Regions from separate parts of the Homo sapiens genome. Here region 1 is linked to region 2. Evidence: chromatin loops called from intact Hi-C (ENCODE). Cell type or tissue: CD14-positive monocyte. All regions are shown on one strand. Links, peaks and the distances in the headings refer to the core of each region. The heading gives the core; the rest is flanking DNA.

The links. Hi-C counts contacts between places; a loop is a spot of excess contacts. Peaks named below come from ENCODE experiments on the same cell type or tissue, not always from the same donor. Only the 100,000 strongest peaks of a DNase experiment are listed, where the experiment ranks them.
Region 1: a loop joins it to region 2, with 2.1 times the contacts of the local background. A loop is called at or near these places in 6 of 110 quality-filtered maps.

What each region holds. Positions count from the first base shown.
Region 1 is chr20:60,249,807-60,260,727 of GRCh38, forward strand. The region is part of intron 3 of MIR646HG (MIR646 host gene); the gene reads left to right. It overlaps LOC105372698 (a long non-coding RNA gene), which reads left to right and starts at 5,985. Exons shown (of 2, transcript NR_171673.1): 1 at 5,985-6,047. In CD14-positive monocyte, for the core only: no CTCF peak of the experiment used is centred there; no DNase peak of the experiment used is centred there.
Region 2 is chr20:60,139,489-60,150,054 of GRCh38, forward strand. All of the region lies in intron 1 of MIR646HG (MIR646 host gene), which reads left to right. Among named protein-coding and RNA genes, the nearest start is that of MIR646HG, 6.3 kb to the left of the region's middle. In CD14-positive monocyte, for the core only: no CTCF peak of the experiment used is centred there; no DNase peak of the experiment used is centred there.

The DNA of each region.
Region 1 (10,921 bases), core at 2,966-7,965, 110 kb after region 2:
GCCTTCTGGGTGGAGCCCTAGAGCTGAGCTCCCAGCTGTGGGCATGGCAGGCACTGAAGAGTGTTGCTTTAGGGTAATGTGTTAACAGTCTAAGAAGGTGCGTGGTGAGTAGGCTGACCATTTCTCTCTCTTATTGAACAAAATATTGCTAAGCCCTGGATTTTCTCAGCTGTAAATCACTGAAATCTGAATAAAATTACCCCTACAATGAATCAATCAATAGATTAAAATATTGGCCCAGTGTTCAAGAAGGACTGAAGGATGCTCATTGAGCTCTCTCTTTCCTTCTCTCTCTCTTTTCTCCCCACCCACACTCCCTCCCCCGTGTTCTCTTCTCCATCTTTCCACTGTCCCCCTCTCCTTTGCTGGGCTCTCTTTATGCATTGCTCTTACTCTGTACCAGCACAGGTGGGCTCTTGGCATGTGACAGGGCAGCCAGCCAGGCAGCTCTGTGCTGTGGGGTGATCTTCTCTGGCGGCTCCGACAGACACGCGTGCAAGAGGAGACTCTGAATAACTGGGCCTTAGCTTGGATGCACCTCAGTCATGCTGTGGGCAGAGAGAGCCTATGTCACCAGAAAAAAGGAGAGGGCTGGAGAAACATGCTGGAAAGACAAACAGCAAAAACATTTTCCTGGATCATCCTGGCCCAATGTAACCATGAGTCATTAAAACTGGAGGAAGGTGGAAGAGTGCTCAGAGGGTTGAGACAGGAGAGGAAGGAGAAGAGATTCAAAGCATGAAGAGACTCAGCACTGCTGGCTGGGATGATGGAGGAAGGGGGCTACAAGCCAAGAAGTGTAGGCTCCCTTTAGACACTGGGCAGGGCCCGCAGCTGACATCAAGGAGACAGGACTTTGGTCTTGCAACAGTGAGGAAATGTGTTCCACTCACGCAGTGAGCAGGCAAGGAAGCAGGTTCTCTCCAGAGCCTCTAGAGAGAAACCACAGCCCTAAGACACCTTGATTTTGGCCCCGTGAGACCTATGCCAGCCCTCTTACTGCCGCAGGGTGAGATAGGAAATTGGTGGTGTTTCAGTCACTGAATTTGTGGCAATGGGTTATAGCAACAATGGAAAACTACGGAAGAACCAAATACCCCAGCTGTATCAAATTAAGAGACATAAGCCCTGTTGCAAACCCTGGCTCATTGCCTCACCTGCAGGGTCCGTCGTCCTCCCTGAGGTGCAGTTTCCTTGCCTTTAAAATAGAAATAACAGCACAACCAACCTCCCAGGTTGCTCTTTTAATTGAATAACATTATTCTTGTAAGGCACCCAGCACATACTAGCTGTTCAATAATTGTTAAATTATGAAGAAGAACCAAGAGAAAAAAAGAGAGAGAAAGAAGCTCCTTTGATATTTTTTGGACTTTTAAAAATAAACTGGGTCAAAAAGAAATACAGCTTAAATATATGTTGCAGACTAATTCAGTTTTGAAGTCTTTTGAGAGCTTTTATATTTTCATCTCTATAAAATTGTAGAGTGCCTGAAAATACTCCAAAATACATTAAAATTTCATTAGAAGGTGCTGTATGGGGCCACACCTTATTTTTCTTGAAAGGAAAGGAATGTGAAGGGGAGGGAACCAGAAACACATAATTTCAAAATTCCACTTCCAAATGCATCTATTTTTTGACATTTAAAATCGCAAACAGATTCAAATGCCTTGGCTATAGTGTCACAGCAAGTTGAAAACCAAGCACATTAACATGGAATTATTTCTGTATTAAAAGGTTAACCTTGTCGGTGCTCAAATGTGCTTGCTTCCCATTTCATATGGCTGGGTGTGTGGTTTTTCTCCTGCATTACATTTCCCTATCACACAAAACAGCCTTGACCCAACTCTTTTATTTTTGCTCGACTTCCCTGTCTTTTAGGATGGACATAAAACCTTGGAGTCTTGGGGTTGGAGTCCTGTATACACCGTCTACCAGGTGGGGCCGTGGGCTGGTTATTCAGCCTCTGTGATTCTCCCTGCTGGCACCTGTAAAGTGGGGACAACAGTGGAACTATCTGACTGATTGAGTGGTTGGAGGATGGGACAAGAGAACCCCGAGAATGCACTTGGCAGAGTAGCCCCTGAAACTCACAGGCTATAAGTGTTCTCATCGCCTCCACTCACCCCCTTAACAGTTCTAGTGCCGAGTATCCAACCCAGGCTGGTGTTTATTCACTCCAGCGTCACATAAGTAATGTCATTCAAGGTCTCTGGATCTTATCCGCCTGTCTTTTACTTCTCAGCTCCTAGGTGCTCTGCCCATTGATTTGTTGCTGCTATTCTAGGAGGGTGTACATTCAAAAATATTTATCATTCTTCCCCTGCCCACCCTACCACCCACGCCTTGACTGTCCAGGGATGAGGGTTTATTCTCAAATCATTGGTCGGGGCCAAGCCCACACACTTGCAGTATGGAATCGTCCTTTACTCATTGGTTTATTAACAGAAAATCATTTTCTAACTCACTATTACAATAACAATGATTATTGCAATTGAATTGCAATTCAAGGTGTCTTCCAGTGTTTCAATGGTTATTTTTATTTCGCAGTTGCCAGTATTGCTAATAACTCATAAGGGGTTACAGTCATCACCCACTCCTATTAGCTTCAAGGTGTCTGCAGCAGATGCAGGGAGGCAGGAGTTCTTGCGGGGCAGAGGGGCTTTAGCAATCCCCTTGTCTGAGTCTCATCCAGGGAGTCAGCTTCTGTTTGATTCCTGTACTCGTCCCCCTGCCACTTCCACCTGTCCAAGGCTTCTGAGGAGCTGTCTGGTACGGAGGCACCTCAGACCCGCCAGGACGTTCTGTCTGACTTGACGTCTGACTTGACATCTGCCCTTTGTTCTGAGGGGCCAAGGTCAGGCAGTGGAAGGAGAGCTGGCTGCCTGCCTCTCTGCACAGGGAGGCTGAGTCTACTTCAGACCACCTGTCTCCAAAGCTCAGACCACTTAAGATGTGAACACAGAAAACCTGCAAGAACCTTTCTGAGGGGATGTGGGGTCTCTGAGTTGGGATTTCTCTCGAGATAAGGATTTGAGTGATTGAAGGAAACACCAGTTAGAGAGTGGGGAAGGGAGACAGGGACTGAAGGAGGTTGCATCCTTGAAGGTGCATCCTCAAGCTATACTCCATGAGGCAACTGACCCCACTTGCAGCCTTTGTGGCACCATGAGGGAAGTGGAGAAAATGTCTCTGCACTGTCCTGAGAGAGGTGTGGGAAAGCAAGGGCTCATCTGCAGCCTCCACCCATCCTGGGCCAAGGCTGCTCCCATTACCCATTCTGGACTCAGAGCTGCAAGTGCCCCCCAGGTAGCAGCCTTCCGTGTTTTGAGGAGGCTCCTCACCCTTCTCCAGCCAGCTTCTTTCTTCAGCCTGATGCTTGGGGCTCCTGGCAACTTGAGGTCCGACCTCCTGGCTGTAGTGGTGGCAGTGACAGAGAGAGGGCTTAACAGAATCTCCATGTAGGAAAGAATCTTAAAGGGTGAGCATTAGGTATGTAAAGGGAGGGTGTTTACTGCAAACTGCAGGTGCACTGATGCCCATGTATGTCTGCAGCCACTGTCATTCCTACCTGGAGAGAGCTCAGGAGAGAGATGGTCAGGACAGAAGTCCGTCTGTGGCTGAGTCAGTACCTCAGGTGGGAAGAAGCTGATGGAATCCTTCTTGGGCAGCTCCTGCCCCTCTCCAGCCTAACTGTAAGCAGTTTGGAGCCCCAGCACTGGCCGGGGGCGGGGAGGGGGGCGGTTCATTTTCTCCTTACGTCCATCTGGAGCTCCCTGAAAATGCTGACAGGAAGGTACAGGATGTTGCAGTCCCTGCTGGGCTGGGGCAGCCCAGTGTGGCCTCTCCAGGTGGAGTTCCAGGCTGCCGTGCAGTCAGGTGGGAGAGGAAGTCTAGGTGGATGGATGGGGCCATGGCTTCGAGCTGGTGGACAGGCACCTGGTAAGAACTCCTATTAGGACACTCAGAAATTTCTGGGGCCACTTTGAGGATCCTCATTTCATCAATCAGGCCAGTAGGTAGATACTAGTGGAGGGTGTCTACCCACCACCAGGGGGTCAGCCTACCCATTAGCAAACACAGGGAAAGTCCAGTTGATGGACAGGCTGTAGAGTAACAAGCCTCAAGATTAAGGAATTGTTTCATATTAAAAGGAGACTAAAGAGATGAGAACTAAATGCACCAAGTGATCTTGGATGGATCCTGTGCAGGAAAAAAATCCTATCAAGGACATTATTGGGACAATTGACAAAATTGGAATACGATCTATCATTTAGATTTTTGTATTAATGTTATATCTTCTGAAGTTAGTGACTGTGCTGAAAATATGTAATAAGTCTTGTTCTTAGAGTGTAGACACTGAACATCATGGAGAAATGGGCACGGTGGGTGCCACCTGCCTAAAAATGACTCCGAAACGCAAGCTTGCACACACACACGTGCACACGTATGGAAAACTAGGCAAAATGTTAAAAATTAGTGAATCTGGGTAAAAGGTGTATTGGAGATCTTTGTACTATTCTTGCAAATTCTTTTATAACTTTGAAAATAATTTCAAAATAAAACATTTCTTAAAAAGGTATTTTGAAGGCCAGGCATGGTGGCTCACGCCTGTAATCCCAGCACTTTGGGAGGCCAAGGTGGGCGGATCACGAGGTCAGGAGATCGAGACCATCCTGGCTAACATGGTGAAACCCCGTCTCTACTAAAAATACAAAAAATTAGCCGGGTATGGTGGTGGGCACCTGTAGTCCCAGCTACTTGGGAGGCTGAGGCAGGAGAATGGTGTGAACCTGGGAGGCAGAGCTTGCAGTGAGCTGAGATGGCGCCACTGCACTCCAGCCTGGGCGACAGAGCAAGACTCTGTCTCGGAAAAAAAAAAAAAAGATATTTTGAACTTAGGTTTAGTTACAACTTAGGCCAGAATAGCACACCCATAGGTGCACACACAGGATTGTCTCCCTGAAGGTAAACAGCCCCCTGCCCCCATTACTCCTACCCCCACCCCACCCCCTCACCGAGCGTGGTTCATGGAGCACCCAGGCAACCCCACTGCAGACGCCAGCATTCGGGTGCATCCACTCAGGAACTCTGATTTGGGACTCATGCTTGAAACAGCCAATTGCGTTTTTTTCTGTCTTTATCCTCTTATTCCACGTGACCTCTTTTGCTGTTTGCTCTGAAGCTGACCCTTACTGAGCCCCAAGGCCCTTCCAAGTGAATCATGACTGTGTCACATGGCCTGTATTTTAAGCCAGATTCTTGCTAACATACTCGCAAAATTGGGTGAAAATTTATCCGGTCCTTTTGGCATGATGTCATGAAAGAAACTTAATTTTTTTGCTAGAGTGAGCCTGTCAGGCAGGGCCAAGGAGGTTACAGGAAGGGTATGGCTCACCCACAGACCCTCCTGGGGAAGCCAATATCCAAAATGCCCAGGCACAGGAACTGTTAGGTCACTTTCATCAGTGAGAGGGATGGGCAGAGGGCCAAGCACTCACCCTCAGAGCCAGAGACATTGCCCCGAGGCACCTTTATATTAGAAAACGACAGGAAATAGAACAGTGCCACACAGGCAAAGCATCTGTCCATTGTGATCAAATCAGGTGCAAAGTATAAGAAATGAGAGGACCCTGTGATGTTGCTGGGGTCTTCCTTTCTCAGTATCTCCTTGAAGCTGAGGTCCAGGAGGGGCTGGGTCTGGCTGGAAGAAGGATTTGCAAGAGAAGGAAATCTACCCCCAACCCCCAGAGGAAAGAGGGTGCTCCCCGTGGTGCACAGTGGCAGCAGCTGGAATTAGGGCAGGCAGTGTAAGGCTGCTGCAGACACAGAAACTGAAAACACACAAGGACACTCCCAGGGATTCATAAACACACCAGCCAGGTGTCCTCTCCACAGCCCATTTGCAGCTGGCAGAAAAACCCTCCCAATCTGCAGGGAGGAGCTTCACAGGGACCCTGGAGAGAATGTTGTGCTTCAGCGAGTTCACATAAAATCATCTCTGACGGTGTTGAGGAAAGGTGAGCAGGGGACTGGCCACCCTATATTAGGTTTGTAAAATTTTAATATTATTCCTTTTAATTTGTGAAGTCAATATTTTCTTTTCTCTGTGCTGGGAAAGGCTGCGCCGTGGGGGCCGACTCAGGGTCCTCTCCTCGCTGGGAGGCCATGGCCTCTTATGTCTTATTCACTGGCCTCCTGGCAGACTCATAATGAGCCCACGGACCTGCTGTGGAATGAAGCCAAAGCTGTGAGTGTGTCTGGGTGACTTATTCTCCTCTCCCAGTGCCAGGGAACTTTGGTCTCTCAGTCACTCATGGATTCAGCAGATACTTCGGAGCAGCTGTTATGGACCAGGTGCTCATAGCTCTCACATCACTAGGTACTGAGGTGAGAGCTGTGAGTAGAATGGCAAAGTCCCCACCCTGGGGGGCTCACATTCCAGCCAGGAGATGCACAGGAAATAAGGGAGCAGACAGCCCCACGGGGTGTGCTGTGAGATGCCAGCTATGATGAAGCCGCTCAGGGCTGGAGCGGGTGGCTGGAGATTAGGTGGGTCAAGGTCTTCGGGAAAACTGCAAGGCCACCTGAGCCCAGGGGACAGGTGCCTTCAGATGAATTAGGGGTCAGGGAGTGGGAGCAGTGGAGGAGGACCTGGGATGTGGGAAACAGTGGGAGGAGCACAGCCTGTGGGGCTCAGGAAGGGTTTTGGGTTGCATCTGAGTGACAGGAGAAATGGGTTTGGAGATAGAGTAATGACATGGTCAGAGCCGTGTTTTTATAAGGAGCTTCTGATGGTGAGCAGAGATGGGGTCTGGGGTCAAGGACAGAAGCAGAGGGATGAGGCACTCAGTATCAAAGCCAGTCAAATCATTAGAATGACCCTACTTGAATTCAGTGTCTGTGATCCTCAATGGCTGCCCAGACTGAGCTGTGCGAGGCAGAGTGTCCCTGTTCCTTATCTGTCCCCATGAGTGGTCATGGTATTGGTGACAGCGGGAAGCAGCCAACACTTAGGGGGTACTCTTGATGGGCTAGACCAATGCTTCTCAACAAGGGGGATTCTTCTCCACAGCGTACATTCAGCAATGTCTGGGGGCATTGTCATTGGCACATTTGGGGGTTGTGCTCCTGGCATCTAGTGGGTGCAAGCCAGGGATGGCGCTCAGCATCCTGCAGGGCACAAGATGACCCCACCTCAGAGTAGTGTCTGACACAGAAAGTCCCAAGTGCTGAGGCTGAGAAATCTTGGGCCAGAACAGGATAAAGGCTACGTGTGCTTTGCTTCATTTCATCCTAGGAGAACCCTGTCAGGAATTATGATTCTCATTGTGTAGTTGGGGAAGCTGAGACATGGAAGGCTGAGCTGTCTGACGTGACGCAGCTGGGGAGTGGCCGAGCTGGAAATGGAGCCCAGGTCTGTCTGACTCTGGAGTCTGTGCCTTTGACTGATGCAGAAATTCAGAACATCCGTGCTGAGGCGTAGCAGGGGTCCAGCATACACGGGGGCTCAAGTGCATAAAAAACCCTCTCTTTGTTTTGAGATGCAAGTTCGTCAGGACCTCCAAAACATTGCCTCCCATCTTCCCCTCCTCCAAACTGTTCGGCGATCCCCTTGGTTTGTTCAGCCTCCCCAGAGTCATCAAAACATTGACACCGCTTCCCTATTATTCATCAAAAATGCACCCTGTCACACCAGCAAGCCAGGGGTTAAGGCATCTCAAGGTGAGGGTGGAGGAGACTGAGTTCAGCAGAGGGTGAGTGGCCCTGTGGGAGCCGTGCCCGGACATGACAGAGGTGGGATTCCAAATATGAAAAACACCTTCCTCCTGCCCCAGGCCCCTTTCTTATGAGAATCCAACAGGCAGCCAGTGGTCTCCAGCATGGGGATTCCTGGACCACGTCATGTGGTAGGTGACCCCTGAAGGCTCACTGCACCTGCTGTATCTATTGGACATGTGTGTGTGTGTTTGAGTTGAAGACTATGTATAGGAATTCAATTCAGCAGACATGTGGATGCTTACCACATGCACTGCCTCCACTTGCTTTTGCCTGTGTGCACCTGCTCATGCAACATCTTCATGGCAAACCCAGGGGCACATGCACTGGGGTAGTGCAGGATCCAACGGTGCCATCTGCACCCAGCAGACTTTCCAGGAGAGAAGATTGACTGAGCACTCAGCCATCAATGTCAGCCTGTAGTGGAAGGCTCTAGGGCAAAATTCTTTTATGGGCATCGCAGAACAAGTCTTCATTGAACACTGTGAACCAGACAAGTGGGAAGGTGGATGAAGAGCTAATTCACTGAAACAAGGTGAGACCCCACGGACCAACCAAAATGTGGAATCAAGGCTGCTACTGTAAGGACTTTCAGCTGCTTAATCATGTATATTCCTTCTCCTGTTATAGATGAGATGCCCGAGAATGTTCCCTCCCCAACTCAGAATCCTTTGCAAAACCACCAGGATCTTGGACAAAGAGGTAATGAAGATTTTCTGCAATTAAAAAAAAAAGAAAGAAAGAAACTTGGAATGAATCTATTTTTGCCACTTCAAGTGTGGGTTCACCTGACCCATAATTGCCATGTTCCTGCTCATTTTGCCTCTCCGCCCCCAACTATTGATTTGATTTGGGAGATAAATATGCTGCAGTGTTATTTAGAGTCAACCTGCCTCTGAGTGTCGGTTAGGAGGGTGGGGAGGAGAGAAGGTGGCACTGAGCAGAATTTTAATCAGGTTTTAGCGGTCTCTACCTGCTCATGTAACTAATCAAATACTCCTGTCCCGAGGGCAGAAATTCACACAATGCATTTCCATTAAAAAATTACTCTTTAATCAACTTCCTCCTACTCAGGGCCATCCGAGGGGCAGGAGGACCAGGCATTCTTGCCAAGGTCATCCTGATTGTGGAAGCTTGCCAGGACAGAGTCCCATCTCTGGAACAAAGTCTTCTTTGTGCGTGGTGAGATGGAGTTGGTGTCTTTTGGTTTTATTAACCTAGGGACTATTTACCCATCTCACTATTTCCCTTGCATATGTCTAAAAGGCAAAACTAGGAAAGGGCTAGGTGGTCTCTGAATCCTCTCCTCTCTATCTCCCTAAAAGAGGTGGCTGTTTCTGTCAAGACCATTTGGTGGCTGGAGAGACCCACGGCAGATAGCTACTTACTCAGCTATTTCCGTGTGTGTGTGTGTGTGTGTGTGTGTGTGTGTGTGTGTGTGTGTTGCGGAGGTCTTCATATTTGAAAAAATATTTTCTTTATATATGACAATACTTGATTCCAACAAATTATATCATAATGCTGGAAGTCCAGGCAGCCTGTTAAGCCAGAGTGGCAGATCCATTATGTGGCCTGGGAATCAGTGTGGACCCTTTCAGTGACCCTGAAATCCTAAGTGTAGATAACACACCCTGCTTTCACGCTGAAGTGCTGCAATATGACCCAAAAGGAAGAAATAAAACCTCTCAGTTGTTGTTGCTAAGAATTCCTATTACCAAGAAAATCCATTCATGCAGTATAAACTGTTGGTTTTCTTAGAGGGCAAAAATCAGGGTTAAGCCTGGGTTTTGGCCTCCTACAAAAACGTAAGGCAGCAATGAGGAAAGACGTGATCCTTTACTGAAAGAAAACAAATACTTAGGATCATAGGAAAGGTTTCACAGCTAGATTTTTTTTGGGATGGAGTCTAGCTCTGTTGCCTAGGCTGGAGCGCAGTGGCAAAATTTCAGCTCACTGCAACCTCCACCTCCCAGGTTCAAGTGATTCTCCTGTCTCAGCCTCCCAAGTAGCTGGGATTGCAGGTACCTTCCACCACACCTGGATAATTTTTGTAATTTTAGTAGAGACGAGGTTTCACCATGTTGGCCAAGCTGGTCTCAAACTCCTCACCTCAAGTGATCTGCCTGCCTTGGCCTCTCAAAGTGCTGGGATTACAGGTGTGAGCCACTGCGCCCAGCTGGCTTCATAGCTAGATTTTGGATGCTAGAGTCTGTGGAAATTTTGTCTTCTCTCTCTGTCTCTCTCTCACCCTTCTGAATACCTGCCCCATTTTCTTTACTTTTCTAAAATGTTTCCATTGCTTTTCTATCTTGCTCATGCTTTTCAGTTGCAAATGGTAGAATCTGTCCTAGCTAGTAGCTAGTTTCAACATAAAGGGATTTCCTTAAAGGGCCTTGGTTAGCTCACAGCATCCCTAGGAAAGTCAGTGACTTGGGCTTGAGGTCTATGCACCCAGGAACACTAGCCCTCACTGAGCTGCTTCCTTCAGGGTCCAGGATGCCCACTGCCCCTGCTGTCTCTGAAGCTTGCTGTGGGGCAGGCTGATGCTATTGGTGTAGACCTAGACACAGGTCCCTGCAGTTAGGACAGATACCTGACCTGGTCCCACATGCTGTGAGGACACAAGACCCCGTGTCCTTATTCTTTGCCAGAGCTTGGAAGCAAGGAAGACAGATACATCAGGACGGTGCCTAGGCAGTCTGCAGCTGATGGTCCTCTATCCACTTCATAATCTTTACTGTGTGCCAGTGAACAAGAGCCCCAGGTGCCCACCCTCCTCAGAGACAGTTCTGTGCGAAGGATAGACCAAACCAAGCAAGCAGACAAATAAATCACAGTAATTGTATGAGGAGGAAAATCAGCAAGGAAACCAGCAGTCAGTGTGCGGAGAGCTGTTCCCCAGATGGAGTCAAGGAAGTCTTCCTGCAGAGGTGACGTGATTGAGACGGGAGTTGGGGAAGGTGCACTGGAAGCTGGGTGGGTCTCAGAGGGCAGCCTGGTGGTTTATTCGGCCTGGTTGTGTGTGCCAGGCACGGCCGAGGGCACTAAAGGAAGGGTGCCTCACTGCAGAGGAGGAGGAAGCTCCAGTGCCGGCAGGCTCCTGGGATGGAGTAAGGACATGTGGGTGTCGGGATGTGATTCTGGT
Region 2 (10,566 bases), core at 2,808-7,807:
TAATTCCTTCCAGTATCTTTGCCCAAGGTTTATTACTTGTTGAGTATTTGCAATTGTCCTCAGTAAAATTCTGAGACATGATTTTTAATTTAACATACCTTAAGATTTTTGTTTGCAGGTGGCTGAATTTCTTCAGAAAAATTATTTTAAGGGCTACTCAACACTGAGCAGTTAGTATTCATTCAGGTGGCCATTCTCTGATGCCTGTATTGCTTCCAGCTGTTGGGAAATGAACCCAGTGGAGAATATTGTTTTTCTTTTGCTAACAACAACATCCGTTAGGACAGATTTCCACATGTCTGATTGCTGGGCCGATGACACAAACATCGACAATAGCGCTTCACGCGTGTTGACTGATGATTTCCAAAAGCTTATCTTCCCAGTAGGCAGTTTGCCAGATGCTTCCAGAAATAGATGAGAATGCCAATTTCATCACACTGTTGCCAGCACTAGGTATGTCCACTACATTTTAATGCTAGTGTAATAGGCAAAGGGGACCTGCTGTCTGTTTCACCATTCATTTCTTTGCATGGTTGTCAGGTGGGACATTGCATTCTCCTGGAGAGGCCAGATCACTATGTCTCCCAGGAGGCCCTAGCAGAAGCTGCTCTGGTGTCCAGCTCCTGTGTGAAGCCTCCCTGGTCCCTGACTCTTGGAACAGACTTCTTTTCTGCCCTTTAAACACCCCTAACATCATGCGTGGTCCTTTGCTATGACACAGTTGTTCCCCATTCTGCATCGTCATGAGGCTGTCTACACCCTCTCTCTCTCCTGGGCAGGGCTCCGGCTCTGCAGGGGATGGGGACGTGTGTTACTCTGTTAGTCCCCTGCCTTGTCCAGCACAGCACTGTACATGCCACAGAGGCCCCACAGAGCTTGATCAAAAACTAACAATGATTAAACCAAAATTACGAATGGACAAAAAATTTCCATCAAGAAACCTCAACATTTTAATGTTCATGAGGGGGGAATGTAGGGTAAATGCACCTGATAGTAATAAGCATACCCTTAGAATGACCCTGTATGGCAGATGCGCCTAAATGTGTGTTCTGTGCTAGGGAATCCAGGAGTGGCCAACCCGGAGATTGATTCTGTGTCTATGATAAACATCTGAGCCCCTGGCCTGTTCTGTGGAACGTGGGCCGTTCACGGGATTGAGGCCCTGAGTTTGGGATTGGATGAAGGTTGCCAGGGCGAGGTTACCAGGAGGGTGTTAAGTGAAAATGGTATGTACATGACATGCTGTTCAGAAGAGGTTACAGTTTTCCTGCCCGGCCCGCCACCACTGGAGCATTTCTGTACATAAGGTGATTTCCCTGTTCAGCCCACCATCATTGAACACTCTCCCTGCACGTAAGCCCCTAATAAAACCCCATGGCTTGGTTGCTAGCTCTGGGTCTCTTCGGCCTTCCTATTGAGCTTAATAGGGGTTCAGCACAACCATGGAACAAAGAACAACAAAAAAATTGGTGATCTTAGCTCTAGTTTTCTTTCCTCCCTGAATCACTTATGAAGGGAGTCATGTGGCCTTTCAGCCTTATCTCATTTGAAAACAGAGGCTGTAGGATCAAATCTCAGTCCCCTTAGTCCTATATTTAGGAGTCAAACTCTGACTTCTTCATGGGGCTGTCATCAGATGGCAAAGCACACAGGGCAAGGTGGAGCAGGAAGCTGCTGGACGCTCTGCCTTCCTTATCGAAATAGTGAGGTTACATGGGGAGAGCTGTGGTCCTGATTCACTTGAGTGTTTTTTAGGGACCTACTATGTGCCAAGCATTGAGCTGCCTCTGATAGTGAAGGTAGAATGTGATCAATAATAGCTGTGTTTAACAACACTGTTGTCTGAGCTACTTATGATGTTAGAGCTTGATGTCAGGAAAGCCAGGTGATCAGAGTTGCCATTCAGTATTTGGCCTCACTAGTAATTTCTTCATTGTATAAAGCAGTGCTTCTCGTGCACTAGCAAGCATCAGCACACCTGGAAGACTCATTAAAACACAAATTTCTGGACCCACTCACTGAGTTCCTGCTTCAGTAGATCTGGGGTGAGAGCTGACAATTTGCATTTCTAACACATTTGCAGGTGATGTTGCTGGTCTGGGGAAACCACAATATGAGCGCCACTGCTGTCAATTGAAATAATAACAGTTCCCATATATAGGCGATTTACCTGTGCCAGGTGTTATGTGGACAGCTTTACTTGCTTTATGTCAATTCCAGAGAGACTTACAAAGGAACTATTGATAGCTTTAATTTCTGAGATGAGGTATCTGAGAGTAAAAGCTGTGAAAACCCTGTTGAAGCTGGCACAGTGAGTGGGATTGGGGCTGAGCCCCCGTCTCTCTGGCTCCAGTCACATTGCTATCCATGCTTGGTGCACCCACTGACTTACCAAGCCACTCTACCTCCTTGGGGACCCTTCTCCCCATTTACCAATAAGTCACCTTCAGATAACACTGGGCACCCCCCAGGCAGTGCAGATGCCACCTAACAGAACATTCCCAGTTCCTCCTTCAAATTCTTGGGATGTTGTTGCCTTCACCCCACTTCTCCATGTGCCATAATCACTCAATAAATTGTTCCTGTCATTTTAAATGTTTGCCTTTTAAATATCAATAATCTTGTTTCAAGATTTTCTCTTAGTCTTTGGGTTTTCTGCAGTTTGAACATAATATACCTAAGGGTATGTGATTGTGGCTTTTGTTTATTTGTTGCTTGTTTTGTATTTATCAGTTCTCTGGGTCTATCATTCATTTTGAAACGTTATTAGCCATTATTACTTTGAACACTCATGTGCTGTTCTCTCTTTTTCTGGTATTCTGATAATACATACATAAAGCCTTTTGATGTTGTTCCACAGTTCTTAAGGATTCTATTGTTTTTTGTTAAATATGTTTTTCTCTTTGCATTTCAGTTTGGGAAGTTTCTGTTGCCATATGCTCAAGCTCACTGATTCTTTCCTTGGCTCTGTCTGGGCTACTGAAGAGCCCATCAAAGGCATTCATCATTTCTTTTGCAGTGATTTGATTTTTTGTATTTCCTTTTGATTCTTTCCTAGTATTTTCATCACTCTGCTTATATTACTTATCTGTTGTTGCATGTTATCTAGTTTTTCACTGGAACCCTTAACATACTAACCACAGTATTTTAAATTATCTGGCTAATAATTCAGAGCAATAGGAACTGAGGTCAACAGGCCTTAGTGTGAGGATTTATGTTCATCTGGCTCAGAGTTGGGCTGTGTTCAATATTTGCTGTAGGTGCCAGAAGCCTCGCCTCTTGACCTTGAGTCCTGCTCTTCAGAGCCTCTGTCTGGAGCTGTTTCAACTGTAATTCACTGCTGTTATACTGAAGCCCTGTTGTTGAGGTGGTAAATTGTAGGGGAAGGGGAGTGTCCTATAATCATCAAATTAAATCTCAGTCTTTCAGTGGGGCTCTGTGTCTGGCCTGTGACTTCACAAGTGTTTCCCCCAGCCTTAGGTGAGACTGGAAGGCTGGAGGGAGCTGCAGTAGAAAATGCCCTTCCCCAGGCTGGAATGAGGCTGAGAAGTCTTTCCCTTGGAGAGTGGACCTTCCAGGGGAAGGAGAAGGTCTGGTGTCTTTCATAAGGAATACTCTTCCTTTCCCTGCCAAAGCTGGGAGCAGCTCTTTCCAGGATCTTCACCATCAGAACCTGAAGGGCTCCTGGAGATAAAATCCATAAAAGTGTGAGGTCTCCCCAAGGCTGCAGTGACCAGTCTTACATTGCCTTCTTCAGTCTCACACATTCAGTTCATAGGAATGTGTCAACTTGATCATCTAAGTGTTCCTACCAGTTTATGTCTACAGCGGCTTCTGCTCCAGAGAGGCAGAGTTCAGCTGTGATTCTCTGGACTCATCCAGAGATGGAGAGATTCCAGATTTCTGGGTAGTGACTTACCCTGTTATCAAAAGGCAAACTTAAAACAAACTTAAAGGTCTTAATGGGCTTTTATTTTCAATTTGTCAACACCTCATTCTATAGAGTCCGTGTTCTAATGAGCTGAGCATAGGAAGTTGGCTTCATGGGCAGAAAGGGGCTGAAGAAAGCAGAAACAGAAAGCAGATTGGGCACTTTGAAGATATTTTCCTTGTAGGACTAAAACAAAGAGAACTTTCTTATTATGCTGACTGGTCATTTTGAAGATATTTTCCTTATGGGACTAAAACAAAGGAAACTTTCTTATGCTGACTCAGGTTAACCAGAATCTCTCGTTTTTTAGGAAAACTGGTTCATTTCAAAGTTCAGTTTCATTAGGTAGCCCTCAGTACATTGACTCTGTTCTGGTCTGCCCAGGGCCTAGTGCAGGAGGCCAGTCCTAAACAATGGCCTCCCATGAGCTCTGTTTCACACTGTGAACTCAGTTCTCCAATAGGTTCAAGAAAGGTCATTGATTTTCAGTTTGTCCAACTTTTATTTGTTGGAAGGACTGGAGTGATGACTCTCAAGCTCTTTACATATAAACTTGAAACCTAAACTCTCTTCCTTATATGTAAAGGAAAAATGCCCCCTTTCATGAATATATCAACGTATGTCATCTGTCAACTCTTTGACATAATTTACACACTCAGATAAGCCCAATTTTTAGCATTTTCTAATTGAACAAGAGACTTATGGTTTTTTCCCAGGAAATGTTGTGTCCACTCTCCATTCCCTTGTAGGAGATTTTTGTCGGGAAACAGGAGCCCAGGAGAGCCCAGGTGACACCATTTTAGAATTAATGCCATCTTAAAACCAGCAAGGCGCATTCCTTGCCAATCACAACCCATGGTCATAAGATGTTTATGGCTAAGGAAGCAGTTTACAATGACTGCAAGGACAAACTCCTATGACAACAAAATGTCCAGATGCCCCAATGTACATAAAAATATATGCCTTCAAGATACTTCTTATTATGCTTTGATGTACATATGCACTAAAATGCCAAATACAGTTTTCTTTAAATCAGCAGAATAATAAATTTTGTCACGCTGTCAGCCCGTCTGCACATAGTCATAGCTTAGCTTAGCTTTTGCATAGATAAGACCGCTATGGAAGAAAAACTTAAAACAAGGATGATGTGTTCCTTCTCTCACTTTCTGAGGATCCCCACTCTGTAATTGGAGTAGCTTTCAATAAATGATCTCATTTTATTGTATTCTGTGACTCACCTTGAATTCCTTCCTGCACAAGATCCAAGAACCCTCCCTTGGGGTCTGGATTGGGACTCCTTTTTCCAGTAACAAGATAATAAATGAGAGATGGAATTAATTCAAAATAGCACTTGTTGGAGTAACATTAAGGGGTAAAGATCATAGGAAGTTGGGAGAATTACTTCTTGTTTGGTCCAATATTTGAAACACTGTCATCAAATGAGCCCCGGATATTTTCATATTATTTAAATGACTGACTTCTAGCCCCTAGATTTTATCTTCCCAGGAATGTATAAGTAACTTTAACAACATGCTGTATTAAAACACATTGACACAATTATATTACAAAATGAGTGCATTTTTTTTCAATATATTGGAATTAAAATACACAATCAAAGTAATAAGAATTTTTCCCACTCCTCCTTCCCCTCCTGGCAACCTCACCTCCAGGATTTGTAACAGAGCCTCTGCCCCCAGCAGGCCTTTCCTCACCAGTGCTTGCAAACTGCAAATTATATGCAAGTTGTTAAAACAGTGCCTGGAGGCCTTTATCAGCCTGCTAAGGCTTATACATGTTTTGTTTGGTAGAGAGGAATAAAGCAATTAAAATCGGATGCATTCTGTTTATATGTGCAATTTAACTAACATCACCAGTGCCTCTCGATGTCTCGAGGTGCTCTCTGATACCAAGAACACAGAGGGATCTTTTCTGAACTTCTCGCAGGAAGTGGGTGAGGCCTCATGGGGTTTGGGAAGTGTCTCTTCCTTTCTCCAGAATCGTATGCTTTGTGGGCAGAGATCTTCAATGGATTTATCTAAACAACTGTGTGCAGTGGGAAGTCAAAGACCATGGATTTCAGGGAATTAAAAAGCTGAGGGTTTCAGGAAGAAAAAGAAGGCAATTTGAGGCATTTGGACTTAATGAAACTTACTCAGATGGTGACAGCAGCATTTTCTTGGATGCACAATTGGCCACTGGGGATGCTCATACAGCATTTTTTTTTTAAGGACTTGGTGGCTTCCCAGACAGGAAGAATTTGTTTTGACTAATTGTGTTCTCTAATGAACCCCTAAACACACTTCCTCTGATAAGCCTGATGAAGTGCTTCACCTGGGAAAAGTCTTGGTGCTGATTTTCTCCACCTGGCTCTCTGGGCTGCACTTGAAGCTAGCCTGGCTCCACGCTTGCCAACTGATTCTCCATCCTCCTCCACACCCAAATGACTTGTTTCATGATGGCCAAGCGATTAAGACAATGATCCAGATAGGGCAGGCATAGAAAGCCATACACATGTATCTTTGAAACCTTTGATGGTTGTACTTTGGCAAGGAATAAATTATTTGTATTACTATTGGATTTTCCATTCTTTTATTCCATTGCTTCACTGATCCATTTGGATGTCACACAAGCCTCAAATTTAACAAATGTGAAATAGAATGCTTAATGCTAATCTCTACAACTTATTTCTCCCCCTGTTCACCTACTGTTCCTCTTTCTGCAGTGGGCTTTCCCCAGAGTTTCAGATGGCAGGTTCCCTCTCATTCTTCGGGTCTCACCATAAGTGTCACCATCCTAGAGAGTCTTTTCTTGACCACTTGTTACGGAATGAATTGTGTCTCTACTCCCCATCCCTCCACCACCCCTGCAATTCATGTGCTGAAGCTCTAATCCCCCTATGTTACAGCATCTGGAGATGGGGCTTTTAGGAGGTCATTAAGTGTCAGGCCTCTGAGCCCAAGCTAAGCCATCATATCCCCTGTGACCTGCACGTATACATCCAGATGGCCTGAAGTAACTGAAGAATCACAAAAGAAGTGAAAATGGCCTGTTCCTGCCTTAACTGATGACATTACCTTGTAAAATTCCTTCTCCTGGCTCATCCTGGCTCAAAAGCTCCCCGACTGAGCACCTTGTGATCCCCGCCCCTGCCTGCCAGAGAACATCCCCTTTGACTGTAATTTTCTTTTGCCTACCCAAATCCTATAAAACAGTCCTACCCTTTGCTGACTCTCTTTTTGAACTCAGTCCGCCTGCACCCAGGTGAAATAAACAGCCTTGTTGCTCGCACAAAGCCTGTTTGGTGGTCCCTTTACACGGACACGAGTGAAATTAAGGTTAAATGAGGTCATAAGAGAGGGGTCTATGAATTTGCAGACTTAATGGTGGAGCTCATGCACTCTCTCTTCCTCCAGGGACACGCACAGAGGGAAGGCTCTGTGGGGTTTTGACAAAAAAGAGTCAAACTCTGTAAAATATTTGAAGGGATTTATTCTGAGCCACAAATGAGTGACCAAGGCCTGAGGCATGGTCTCAAGAGGTCCAGAGAACATGTGCTCCAGGTGATTGGGTTATAGCTTGATCTCATACATTTTCAGGGGATAGAAATTATAGATAAAAACAGAAATGAATACGTGCAAGGTGTACATTGGTTTGGCCTGGAGAGGCAGGGGCTCCCAGGTCATAGGTGGATTTAAAGATTTCCTGATGGCAGTTTGTTGACAGGGTTAAGCTCTGCCTGAAGAGTTGAAGTCAGCAGAAAGAAATGCTAAGATAAGGAGGGTTGTGGAAGCCAAATTTCTTGTTATGTAGATGAAGCCTCTAGGTAGCGGGCCTCAGAAAATAGATATTAATAGTAAATGTCTTTTATCAGGTGCTAAAATGTGCCAGACTCTTAGTTAAATCTCTCCTGGGTAGGAAACTACCTGGAAAGGGAAGGGGATTCTCTATGGAATGTAGATTTTCCCCATGAGAGACAGCTTTGCAGGACCATTTCAAAATATGTCAATGAAATATGTTCTGGGGGAAAATACTTTGATTTCTTTCAGGGCCTGCTATCTGTCATGTGACGTTCTACTAGAGTCAGGTTGGAATTTGATATCTTATTGCTACATGGATTTTCTTCTGTCAGTCTTAAGATCTACATTTTAATGTTAAAGCTGGTCAGTTGTGCCTGAATTCCAGGGGAGGAGGGTATAAGGAGGCATGTCGGACACCCACTTCCCATCATGGTCTGAACCAGTTTATTTTGAAATCCCCTTGGCCAAGAGGAGGGTGCCTTCAGTCAGGGGACTTTGAATTTTATTTTTGGTTTACAGAGGACATTGTGACAAGGTGGCCATTTGCAACCCAGGAAGTGAGGCCTCACCAGAACCCGACCATGCTGGCACCTGATTTTGGACTTACAGCCTCCAGAACTATGAGAAAATCCATCTCTTTTGGTTTAAGCCACCAAGTCTGTGATATTATGTTATGGCAGCCTGAGTGACTAACACATCACCTGAGGTGAAGTAGCCCCCATTATATTCTTCATCAAGACACCTTGCATTTTCCCTTTATAGCAACCATTCCAATCTGTGGGAATTTTGCTGATGGTCCTTCTGAAGGTCAGGCTTGGCCAGGTCAGAACAATGACCCTTTCATGTATCATTCACCTCTATGGCCCTTTCCCCACCCCATGGAAAGCACTGCAGAGCAAAAATAGGTGAGCAACAAAGACCTATTAGAAAAATAATTTCAGGATGTCAATCCTGTTAGATGACTTTAAAATTAATACTTTCTATATTTGCATAAGGGTGGATTATTTTATACTCACATGGTCTTAACATATCCACTCAGAAACCCTGTGAAATGGTGGGCCGGCACCGAGGTATCCAGAGAGTTATGTCCTATTTCAGGAGGAGAAAGCCAAATATTCAAAGCAGAGAGAAACCTCACTCTTCAGTTTTCTTTGTGAAGAGAGCACTCTGAGGATCTGTTTCATAAATAATAAAGAATGACAGACACAAAGAGGGAGAAGCAGGAAAAGATACAAAGACAAAGAGGAAAGGGGAAGCAGTATGGAAGAAAACAGGCCAGGCAGGAGCAGGAAGAGAAAGCGTGGAAAGTTGCAGAGATGCAGAGGCCAAGGGTTGGAGAATGAGCCAGGGGGAGCAGAAAAAATAAGCATGGAATGTCACAGAGATGCAGGGGCCACAGGGTGGAGAGTGAGGCCAGGGGCAGCATAAAGAGTAAGCATGGAAAGTCTCAGAGATGCAGGGGCTGTGGAGTGGAGAGTGAGGCCAGGGGGAGCATAAAAAAGCATGGAATGTCACAGAGATGCAAGGGCCGCGAGGTGGAGAGAGAGGCCAGGCAGGACTGTAAAGAGTAAGCATGGAAAGTCTCAGAGATGCAGGGGCTGAGGGGTGGAGAGCAAGGACACTTGTGATAGAGTGGGAAGTTCAAAAACCCAGAGAGGGAGCAGGAGCGGTCCTTTCATAATAAGATGTTTGGGGCATCAGACTGTTAGAGTTGGTATTTAGGCAGACATGAGCAGGGCAGAAGAGGGCCCCCTGCCCCAGGGATGTCAGGTGACCATCAGGTGATAGCCAGGTTGTTGTTAAGCTGTCTCTAATTGGCCATGCCTGGCACTAGGGAAAGGCTGTCTTCCAGTAGACAGGAAACATCTGAAGCTGGTGATCAGCTTCCTGATAGGATCTCAGGAGCTGGATGAGTGGGCCCAAGTATGTGCACTAAATGGCAAAATGGCAGAGTTTAACTGGTATGTGACCTTCCTCTAGGAATGCTTACCTGGAAAGGGTAATGATCTTGCACACAATTTCAGCAAACACACTGTGCATGCTCCTCTCCCAAGTGCTGGCAGGCCACTGCATGGGAGCAGCCTGCTGCAAGGGAAGAATCAGGGAAGAAGAAATGTGGACCCTGGAGTCATGTCATACAAGACCCCACCCAAGTCGAGGGTCAGACAGAGCACTTGAATCTCTCAAGTCGCCTGCTTGGCCCTTTCCAACTGTACTTTACTCCCTTTCATTCCTTCTCTAAAACTTTTTAGTAAACTTTTACTCCTGCTCTAAAACTTGCCTCAGTCTCTCACCCTGCCTGCTGCCCCTTGGCTGTATTCTTTCTTCTGCAAGGCAAGAATTGAGTTGCTGCAGACTTGTACAGATCCACCCCTGCTAACAAGACTAGACCGCAGCCTCCAAAGGCAGCCCCCACAGTGGGCGACTGCTGACATGGGGGTCTGGGGAATGATGACCTCAGTCACAAATTTGCCTTAGACTGATATATCATATGCACTTAAATGTTTATAGAATGGCTGGCAGGTGCCATGAACCAGGGGCAAGGAAAGGCTTGGGTTGCCCCAAGGTTCAGAACCTCAAGAGCAGTTCTAAAGTAGATAGTTCTTTCTCTTAGCATGGTGGCCAATTCCAAGGGAAGATGCTCTGAATAGGATGGCCTCCTGTATTTGGGAGCTGAGACTGCTTGGGATTGCTCAGCCAGCTCACTTGCAGACTGAACACTGAAGCTGTGTGTGTGACCTCCAGGACAGCCCCAATTTCTATGCCCATGACCATGTGTTGCATATAGTTTCTTTCTTCTTCATTATCAGGAGCTACTTTCTATCTGGCTCGACAGGA